2 separate regions of the Homo sapiens genome follow, and region 2 is linked to region 1. A link is a loop called in an ENCODE intact Hi-C map of the cell type or tissue named here. Cell type or tissue: Caco-2. All regions are shown on one strand. Each heading gives the region's core, and the rest is flanking DNA. Links, peaks and the distances in the headings are about the cores only. Region 1 overlaps GAB2 (GRB2 associated binding protein 2). Region 2 overlaps GAB2 (GRB2 associated binding protein 2).

The links. Peaks named below come from ENCODE experiments on the same cell type or tissue, not always from the same donor. Only the 100,000 strongest peaks of a DNase experiment are listed, where the experiment ranks them.
Region 2: it touches region 1 in a loop (4-fold over the local background); 1 of 110 quality-filtered maps calls a loop at or near these places.

The regions. Positions count from the first base shown.
Region 1 is chr11:78,378,676-78,384,058 of GRCh38, reverse strand. All of the region lies in intron 1 of GAB2 (GRB2 associated binding protein 2), which reads left to right. It also overlaps the pseudogene ZNF75CP. Among named protein-coding and RNA genes, the nearest start is that of GAB2, 36 kb to the left of the region's middle. In Caco-2, for the core only: no CTCF peak of the experiment used is centred there; DNase peaks (open chromatin) are centred at 1,998 and 3,268; H3K4me3 peaks cover 650 bases.
Region 2 is chr11:78,288,181-78,293,563 of GRCh38, reverse strand. The region is part of intron 1 of GAB2 (GRB2 associated binding protein 2); the gene reads left to right. Among named protein-coding and RNA genes, the nearest start is that of USP35, 100 kb to the right of the region's middle. RefSeq lists an enhancer at 3,007-3,301. In Caco-2, for the core only: no CTCF peak of the experiment used is centred there; a DNase peak (open chromatin) is centred at 3,132.

The sequences.
Region 1 (5,383 bases), core at 193-5,192:
AGTCAGCTCTGGCTTCCCTGGAGGCCCCTTTCCTCTTTCTTTGCTCAACTATGCCTCTGTCGCCACGCTGCTGCTCTGGGCAGTGAAGCTCTCTGCTCCTGCACCACTGAAAAGCAATGTCAGGAAAGCCAGCAATGTCACGAAAGCCCGCAATGCCTGGCGAGTAAAGTTCCAAGATTTTGGGAGCCTTGGAAAGGGCCTTGGAAGATCATTTCTCCCATTCAATCCCTCCACCTCCCAGAGACCTTACCCTGACTCACTACTCCTGGGACGAGGTCTGTGGCCATTCATTTAATTAATTGAGACACGGTCTGGCTCTGTTGCCCAGACTGGAGTGCAGGGGCATGATCTCAGCTTACTGCAACCTCTGCCTCCTGGGCTGAAGCCATCCTCCCACCTCAGCCTCTCGAGTAGCTGGCATTACAGGCGCACACCACCACACCTGGCTAATTTTTGTATTTTTTTTTTTTTTTTTTTGGAGAGACAGGGTTTTGCCATGTTGCCCAGGCTGGTCTCAAACTCCTGGGCTCAAATGATTTTGTCCACCTCGCCTCCCAAAGTATTAGGATTACATACGTGAGCCACCACACACGGCTGAGACCCCACGTCTTAAAAAAAAAGAAAAAGACATTGTCGTAGCTATGCCATTCCTTGTGTTTCAGTGTTTGAATTAATGAATTTTTTATCTTATGCCTACTTTTCATGGAAATGGTAGTATTCTCTACTTGCCAGTCATGACTTGCAGCCTTTTCTGGAAGATTATTTCATTTCTGTTTTTTCTTTTTTGAGACGGAGTTTTGCTCTTGTTGCCCAGTCTGGAGTGCAATGGCATGGTCTCAGCTCACTGCAACCTCTGCCTCCCAGGTTCAAGCGATTCTTCTGCCTCAGCCTCCCAAGTAGCTGGGACTACAGGCATGTGCCACCATGCCCAGCTAATTTTGTGTTACTGGTAGAGACAAGGTTTTGCCATGTTGGTCAGGCTCGTCTTGAATTCCTGACCTCAGGTGATCCACCTGCCTTGGCCTCCCAAAGTGCCAGGATTACAGGCGTGAGCCACCACACCCGGCTGGAAGACTGTTTCTAAAGTCAGACAAAGGATAGACTAAATGTGTTTTCTGAGAAACGTTAGTCTAGGGAATCTGAGAGGCCAGAACCTCTATCATGAGTAAAAGAATCATGGCTCATAATCTCTAGTTTTCATCTCATACTGTTGACTTCTAATCGAGTTCCTTGTTTTAGTAACAAATAAAATAAATGTTTTCTGCTCTCAAATCTACAGGGACTTTATTAAAATTGGAGGAACAACATTTGACAGTCTTTTGAACGTTTAGAAAAATAGGATTTATTGTGGCTAAGTCTAAAAGGTCTCATGATTACAATTGACTGAAAAGGAAGGAATGCATTGCTTTCCATGCGTGGTGACTTAATTTTATGTGCAGTACTATGCAATACACAGAGACTTACCTAACTGCTGTTCTTGGAGGGTCTATTAGGCATTAAAGTGTAAGTATCCCTATTGTTATTTACACTAGGAAAAAAAGCATACCTCAGGTCTTTGAGAATCCAGGAAAGCTTTGTTTTAGAATATTGCTCCAGCACTTGCAGTGAGCCGAGATCCCGCCACTGCACTCCAGCCTGGGCGACAGAGCGAGACTCTGTCTCAAAAAAAAAAAAATAATAATAAAAAAAAGAATATTGCTCCAGCAGAAGGGGGGGCCAAGGAATTGTAGGCTTTTATTGAGTGCCTACAGGATGCCTCTCACTGGGGATGTAAATGATACAGTCCTTGGCCTTCAGGAGCCAGGTGTAGAAGGAAATCAATCAACGGTTAACTGAGAGCCACTGAGATGCTGCAATTCCGACATAAACAAAGTGCCATGAGAGCACAGAGGAGGGTACAGCTAATTGATTGGGAATATTCAGAGAAGGCTTCAGGGCTTGGTTCCATCAGCCAGGTCTGGAGGGATCAGTAAAACTTGGACTAGAAGAAGAGAACAAAGGTCTTTTAGCCAAAGGGAACAACTTGTAAAACTTGTTACTGACACGCTGGAATGATGAGAATGGAGCTGATATATGAGAAGTGGTGGGATTAGCATGGCCAAGTTATGAAGATTCTCATATGCTAAGGAGTTAGAGCTCTTATTCTTTAAGCAGCAAGGAACTGCGAAGTTAAGTGTGTAGGTTTTAATGGCCTGACCTCACATATGTGATACAGCCACCTCTGGTTCTCTGATTAAATAATTTGAGAAACAATCCATACTATATTTCTTTTTCATGGTGACTCTATATGTACATAACTACATTGGAGGCTCTGAAATGATAAACTCATTTAATGTGCTTAACACAGGGTCAAATGTGCTCAAACATGGAACCTTTTTTTTTTTATCTATTTACCTTTTAGTTTTTAGTAACATGTTTAGGAGATCTGATATAGGGAAAGGAGGAAGAGGGAGAAACAGGCTTCTAGGGAAATAAAAGAAGAACCTTTTTTACCAGTCTAGCAGTATTTGGCTGTAGCAGGTGGGAGGAGGAAGAGCCATTTCTTAAATCTAAAGACAGCTCTGTACTGGGAGTGAGGAGGTCTAAGTTCTTACTCTGCCTTAGCTGTTAAATAAGCTGTGTGCCCTTGGCTAGTTCACTACTTTTTTGAGACTCATCTCTCAAGACACAGATAAATACTGCTTGACCACAGGTTAGTTGGAGTCTGTGTTAAGTGCTTTATATGTATTAGCTCATTAAATCCTCAAATCAAACCTAAAGTTAGATTCCCATTTCAAAGATAAGAAAAGTGAGGAATTGAGAGATTAAAGAAGCTATTCAAGACCACCTTCTAGTAAATGAGATGGATGGGAGATGGGACATTTTCAGTGGAAGAAACAACTTAAAGGCACAGAAGTGAAAAGGAGCAGGTGATCTTCAAGGAATAATGTGTATAATTTGGTATTGTCAACCTTAAATAGTGAGATTCAGAAAATACGATTAAGTAGAGTCTATTTGAGTACAAAGCTTAAGTATGGCCACCTGGGAGACACTGACTCCAAATGAATGGGGTCAGAGTTTCAAAGTAGAGAAGATAAGGTTTCACTTACATAGGCAGAGACACAGAAATTTTAACAGGATTACAACATTTCCCATACAAGACCAGTGCATACGTTACAGTGATTTGACTGGTTACAGATTCCTACATTCCAAGGAAGATTACTCCATGAGGAGGGACAACGTTCTGAGATGGTCTTATCTCTGGCGCCATTTGGTCTTAATTACGGGGTGGGGGGTTTGGGGGTGGGGAATGGGGGCAGAAGTTGCAGCTGCATGACATGTGACTCAGGCTGCATAGCCACATTCCTCCCAAGGCTCCGAATAATTTAAAGTTCCAATAGCTTTCAGTTTGAATTATTTAATTTCACAGTGTGTAGTGGACTTGGAAGTGTGATAGGAGACAAGAGTGGAAAATGTAGATTTAGGCAATGTTATAGAGGCCTTTGAATGCTGTGTTTTATTTGCATTTTATTCTACAGCTATTAGGGAGTCTTTGTCATCCCAATTTTCAAATGAGGCCTTAGAAATGTTCTCATTCCTGTAATCCCAGCACTTTGGGAGGCCGAGGCAGGCGGATCACGCGGTCAAGAGATTGAGACCATCCTGGCCAACGTGGTGAAACCCCTGTCTCTACTAAAAATACAAAAATTAGCTGGGCATGGTGGCACGCACCTGTAGTCCCAGCTACTTGGGAGGCTGAGGCAGAATCACTTGAACCCGGGAGGCGGAGGTTGCAGTGAGCTGAGATCACACCACTGCATTTCAGCCTGGCGACAGAGCGAGACTTCGTCTCAAAAAAAAAAAAAGTTCTCATTCAATGTCATTCACAATTATTTTATATTCCACTAAGCAGGGGAATAAATACCTTATTGAAAGAGTGCTTGTAGACTTATGCGGACATGGATTTATAGTCCGGCACTCTCTTGCATACACAAAAAAGAAAAGTATAAATGAAACATTGGTAAAGAAATTTCTAAAACTACTTCATAATCAATTCTAGCTTTCAATCACTTTTTAATTCATTGTCCATATTTGCCTACATAATAACTGCCCTGCATGCCATCAAGAGTATTGATGGTGCAACATTTCTTAAAAATGATTCAACATTGTCTTCAAATTTTTCTTTCAGGTTACTGACACGTATTTTGCAAGTTTCAACTTTGGCACTTTCTTGGTCTTACTAGAAGATCTTAGCAAAAAGTCTCACAACTACTGAAATTCATGTTTCTCCTTAAAATGGCCCTTGATTTATTTGTTCAGGGTTGTATTTGTTCAGTCACAATGACAGACATGACAACCAAGTACACTCTTGTGCAGGCAATGACAGCTGTGTCCTGACTGCAGCTTAACTGTAAGACACTCTCAACAGTAGGAAACATTCTGATTTTGATGTTAAAATAGAACTGAATTTGAATTAATGAAATATAGTAGCTTGTTGAAAATCATAGGATGGTGAAGGTATCAGGACCCATTTGCTCACTGTTATCAGTCCAGCCAGTAGGAAATCTGTCTTGTCGGTCAACTGTGTGAGAAAACCCTTTCCTAAAAAGAAGCTTTACCTTATCTATTTCCCTGTTATTTTGAATTTACACTTACTAAGGAGGAAACCAAGGCAAGAAAGACAGCCAAGGACATTTTAATTGACTCAAGAGATACTTACTTTTAACCAAGTCTTTTATGTTCTGGAAAGTGCCTTGAGATCTTTTAATAATCTTGCCAAATCAGCATTTCAATTTGGTACTCAGGATGAGTGATTAGAAGTCATGACAAATCAGCTAGCTTCTCTGTGGAGAATAGCTGAAGCCTCTGGAGAACCACAGTCTTAAATTAGTCTGAAGAAGCGTGAGGTCACAACAGGAAGTAATGTGAACAGGAGGAGTTACTGATCAGATGGTTCAGAGAGCTGGATGATCTTAATAACTTGATTCCAATTTTCCTTGTATGTAACGAACACTTATTGATTGCTTCTCTTAAATTCATCTCCTTTCTCCTTCCTTGCAACACCTTAATTTGTGTTCAGACATCTGTGTGATTCTGGGGAAGCTGGCTCCATCTATCCTAAGCTTCAGGTTTGGCTAGTTAGCACATTGCATTCCCTCAGCCACCATGATTATTTTGGATTGGGCATGTGATCTAAGCAGGTATAGTCTGAGTGTATTCTAGTTGGTATGGTAAGTGGATATAAGGCCTCTATTCTGCCATATGATTTGGTTAAATATAAGAAGTGTCTATGGGGCACAGTGGCTCGTGGTTATAATCCCAACTACTTGGGAGATGGAGGCAGGAGGATTGCTTGAGGCCAGGAGTTCAAGACAAGCCTGAGCATTAAGACTCCTGTTTCAAA
Region 2 (5,383 bases), core at 103-5,102, 90 kb after region 1:
TCAGCTTTATATAAAGGATTCTAGGTGATCTTTTGTGTTTATGGTGTCTGTGTACCATCTTACCTGGAATAGAGATTGTGTTAAATTAACAGATCATCTGACTGAGAGGTTTTTTTCCCCCAAAACAGAAGCAAATAAACATTATTTTGTTCCTTTGGTATAACTTTCATTGAACAGTTATATAGTGCTTTGGAAGTATCAAGTCCTGTGCTAAATAAATGCTGGAGATACAAAAGCCCCTGACCTCAGAATGTCATAGTCTTGGGGTAAGAAAAAATTCATTCTGTGCCCGAGGAGCAAATAAGTTCCTTTAGAGTCCGAGGGAAACTGTACTTATCTGCCCTTTCTCAGATGAATGAGTCCAGAACAAATACAGTTAACTATGCTGCTCTCTTCTAGGGGATCTGCATTTGAGGAGTGGAAATAACTTTGGACTAGGAGCTGAGGCCTAGATTCTAGTTGCATTATTGCCATCTGCCATCACCAATTAACTATAAACTTGAATTCATAAACTCTGTGGCCAGTGTTTCTCAAAGTGTAGTGAGCAATTCATCTGCAGTAGCTTCACCTCAAGTTCTTTGTGGGTCTGGACCCACAGAATAAGAAGATCTTGGGCTGTGGTCTCTGTAAGTTGTTTAATCTCTATGAACTTCTTTTTCCTCACCTGTTAAGAGGATCCTATTTACCTTGCAGCATTTGTTAAAGGATTAAATGTGATAATGAGTAGAAAGCACATGGCAGGTAGCAAGAGCTCAGCAAATACACTTTTAAAAATTTCCTCAGAGAGTATAAAGTCTCTATGGTCCAGAGTAGTCGAAGGATTGCTAGAGGAAGGATAGCAAAAAGCCTTTCCTCGCTCAGGAAGTGTGCCTTCAAAAATGTGTAACTGTTACATGACTCCCACTGTACTCTTGTAATGTTTGCTGTTAACTATTATGGGACACGAGACTGGCATAGTAGCTTCGTGTTGAAATATATTAGGATAGACTTGTACATCATATGTTCAGAAGTGAGATCAGATTCCCCTGTGTCTTTGTGTTTGTTTGAGCTAGAACTCAACCACATCACCACCTGAGAGTTGACAGTTGAAAATATTTCTAAACCTCCAGAATCTTCTATCTTCTGCCCTGACTTTGGTATACCAAAGATAACAGAACTCTTCTTTGATGACTAAGGACTTCTCAAGGTCTCAAATCATCTTTTCTGATACCAAATCTCACGTGCCTTGTGGCTAAGGTTGTAGAAGGGGCAAGACATTACTTGGAAGAGGCTTTTGCGAAACTCCTGGAATAGGCGTGTCCTTTTAACTTCCCGCTTTCTGAAGAGGGTAAAACCAAAAACTGCCAGTAAACCTAGAGAATCCTATGAAGTGAGGTTTATGGTTAATCTGAATCTAACTGAGGTTACTGGGTGATACCTATAATTTAAACCTGTTAGGCGGGTATATGAAGAACATAACAGTTGTATCTTCAAAAAGCTCTTTGCCTTATTTTTTAAAAATTCACCAATAACAAAGACTGACTCTCTCTCTCTCACACACACACACACACACACACACACCCCTACACACCTCTTAGTGAAGCTCCCAGGTGGAGATGTGGTTATTCAGAAGAACACATCCCTCTGTTCTAAGAATCTGAGTAATCTGATTAAATGAGGTGTTACCATATCATGTTTTCTTAGTTAAAAAATACATAAGGGGCTGGGTACAGTGGCTCATCTGTAATTCCAGCACTTTGGGATGCTGAGGTGGGAGAATTACTTGAGCCTATGAATTTGACATTAGCCTAGCCAGCATAGTGAGACTCCATCTCTAAAAAAAAAAATTAACTGGGTATGATGGCGCATCCTGTGATCACAGCTAAATGGGAGGCTGAGGTAGGAGGATCGCTTGAGCCTAGGAGGTCGGGGCTACAGTGAGCCATGTTTGCGCCACTGCACTCCCGTCTGGGCAACAGAGGGAGACCCTGTCGCAAAAAAAAAAAAAAAAAAAAAAAAAAAAGAAAAAGAAAAAAGTAAGTCTCTCAAGATAGGGGAGAATAGACCTTAGGTAGTCTCTTGTCCATCTATTGATCTACTCTTTTTTTTTTTTGAGACAGAGACAGAGTCTTGCTCTGTTGCCCAGGCTGGAGTGCAGTGGTGCGATCTCCGCTCACCGTAAGCTCTGCCTCCCAGGTTCAAGCCATTCTTCTGCCTCAGCCTCCCGAGTAGCTGGGACTACAGGTGCTCGCCACCACGCCTGGCTAATTTTTTTTTTTTTTTTTTTTTTGTCGTTTTAGTAGAGACGGTTTCACCGTATTAGCCAGGATGGTCTCAATCTCCTGACCTCGTGATCTGCCTGCCTCGGCCTCTCAAAATGCTGGGATTACAGACGTGAGCCACCACGCCCAGCCTTGATCTACTCTTTGAGCCCTTCTTCTGTCACACTCCCCAACCTTCCCACCCTTTGTTTAGGCCAGGAGTCAACAAACAAATCCTGCCACCACTTCTTTTTCTAAGCAGTTTTATTGGAACACAGCCATGCCTGTTTGCTTATGAATTGTGTATGGTTGCTGTCATGCCACTATAGAACTGAGTAGTTATGACAGAGAAAATATGACCTGTAAAACCCAAAATATTTGCTAACATCCTTAACAAAGTTTGCTGATCCCTCACCTTGCCTCTTTCTTCAAAATCTCCAGTGTTGAGTATTCTCCAGTTTCCAAGAGACCTGCTTTGGACCACTCATTTAGAAAGTTCTTACGTTCTAAAAAAAATAAAATTTGGTTTTCCGTAGACTGCTCCTGCTGGTACTTGTTCAACTTGAGTATGTTGAGTAACTAAAAATAAATCAAATCGCTCTTCCACATATTGGCGGCCCTTTATATCTTAGAACAACACTATGATCATGACTCCAGGCAGAATCTTGCAGAATCCTGGTGTGATAAACTTTCACGGGCCTTCATTGTCACCAGAAGGGAGCATAACACTCTTGCACAGCTAAATTGTGGCCCACCTAGGTTTTCTGGGCGCCAAGAGCAATAAGAGGAAGTTATAGCCTCATTCTACATGCTTGAAGACCTTGAGATCTAACCCAAAGGATAGAGACAGGTTCATGTGACATGTACTGTCTGTTCAACAGCTAGGAGTGATGCAACTTCCAGGTCATATGTACCCACACTTTGTGGTCTTGATGGTTGTGAAATGGTTTGTTTTCTGACAGAAGGAAAACAGTCACTTCTATTTCATCAGAGATGGGAGTGGCATACCCTTGATCCTAGACACAAATTCTTTTTTCCAACTTTCTTGACAGTAGACCCTATCCATATACTTCTTTAAGCCCCACTGTTAAGTAAAGTGACTTTCATTGTCTTTTGTCTCCGTTATTACTACCCTAATTTAGATTGCCATCTTCTCTCACCATTGCAGACTATCGCAACAGCTTCTTAATTGTTTTCTTGTCTCTTATTTTTTATTTTTCTGGTTTGTCTCCCGCACTTTGCCAGATGAGAGCACAGCATTGGTTAACATTTCTCTGCTGATCTATACTCTTCAATGGCTCCCCGTTACAAATAAAGGAAAGATGAAACTTCTTAGGGTGGCATTCAAGGCTTTTCAGGACCTCCAAACTCTTCCTTTCCTCCCTCTTTTCCATATTGAGAAGACTGTGCCATATTCTCTGAACCTATTTTATCTGTTCCCATGCCCAGGCCTTGGTCATTGGTCATACTGTATGTTGTATTTAAAAAAAAAAAAAAAAAAAAAAAAAAGGTCCTGTTCTTCCTTTCCAAAACCGCATATCAAACCCTACCTTCCTCATTGTTTGTGTTCATTGCTCCTTCTCTCTCGTGCATGTTTGCTTTCTCTCATGCTGTTTCTCTCTCTTAACCCTGAAAGTTTGATTCCCTGCTTCAGTGGTCTACTAGCGTATTATGTCTTTTTTTATGGTGCTTACAAAAAAATCTTCTAGTTTTAGGGATATATATTAATGTCTTAACTTCCTGAAACTTTGTAAATATTGTAAGTTACTTCAAAGGAGTATTTTTGGGCCTTGCCTCTTTATCTGTCAAAGCATTCAACACATTTTGTGTTTGTTTTTACTGAATTCTATACAAGGAGCTTGTTGATTTCTCATGAAATGTACCTTAGATCCCAAAGATTTTCACCTTTTTTTCTAAACGTTTTATAGTTTTACATTTTACGTTTAAGTCCATGATTCATTCTGAGTTAGTTTTTGTATAAGATGTGAGACTTAGATTAAGGTCTTTACTCCCCTATGGATGCTTGATTGCTTTGGCACCATTTCTTGAAAAGGCCTTTTCTTTTCTTTTTTATATTAAAATTTTTAGTAGAGACAGGGTTTTGCCATGTTGGCCAGGCCAATCTCGAACTCCTGGCCTCAAGTGATCCACCTACCTTGGCCCCCCAAAGTGCTGGGATTACAGGCACGAACCATGACAACTAGCTGTTTTCTTGATTGAATTGCTTTTACACGTTTGTGAAAAATCAGTTGGGCATATTGTGAGGGTCTGTTTCTGGGTTTTCTGTTCTAATCCATTGTTCTTCACTTGATCTTAGCCAAACGGCCAAGAATTGATCTATTCCACTTTTCTGTGTCTGTCTCTTCGCCAGTGCTACACAGTCTTGATTGTTGTAGCTATATAATAAGTCTTAAAATCTGGCAGACTGATTCTTCCCATTTTATTTTTCAGAATTATTTTAGCTATTGTGCTTCCTTTGCCTTTTCATATACATTTTAGAACAATCTTACGTACATCTACAGACATTCTTGTGGGATTTTGATGGGAATTGTGTTAAATCTGTACGTCAGTTTGGGGAGATGCACCAAGTCGAGTTGTCCAATCCATGAATATGGTATGTCTCTTCATTTATTTAAGTCTCCTTTGATTTCTTTCATTAGCTTTGTATAGCTTTTAGCATACATGCCCTGCACAGCGATTTTTTTAGATTTATACCTTTTCAATTTTTAAGAACAATTATAAATGGCATTGTATTTTTATTTTATATGCCTGCATATTCATCGCTAGTTAGAAGTAAATTGATTTCTGTATGATTATCTTGTATCCTGTGACCTTGCTGAACTCACTTATTCGTCCTGAGAGTTTTGTTGGGTTTTGTTGTAGATTTTTTGTGTTTTTTCTTTTTCTTTCTTCTTCTTCTTCTTCTTTTTTTTTTTTTTTTCTTTGAGATGGAGTCTCACTCTGTTGCCCAGGCTGGAGTGCAGTGGCACCATCTCAGCTCACTGAAACCTCTACCTCCTGGGCTCAAGCAATTTTCCTGCCTCACCCTCCCTAGTAGCTTGGATTACAGGTACCCACCACCATGCCTAGCTAATTTTTGTATTTTAGTAGAGATGGGATTTCACCATGTTGGCCAGGCTGGT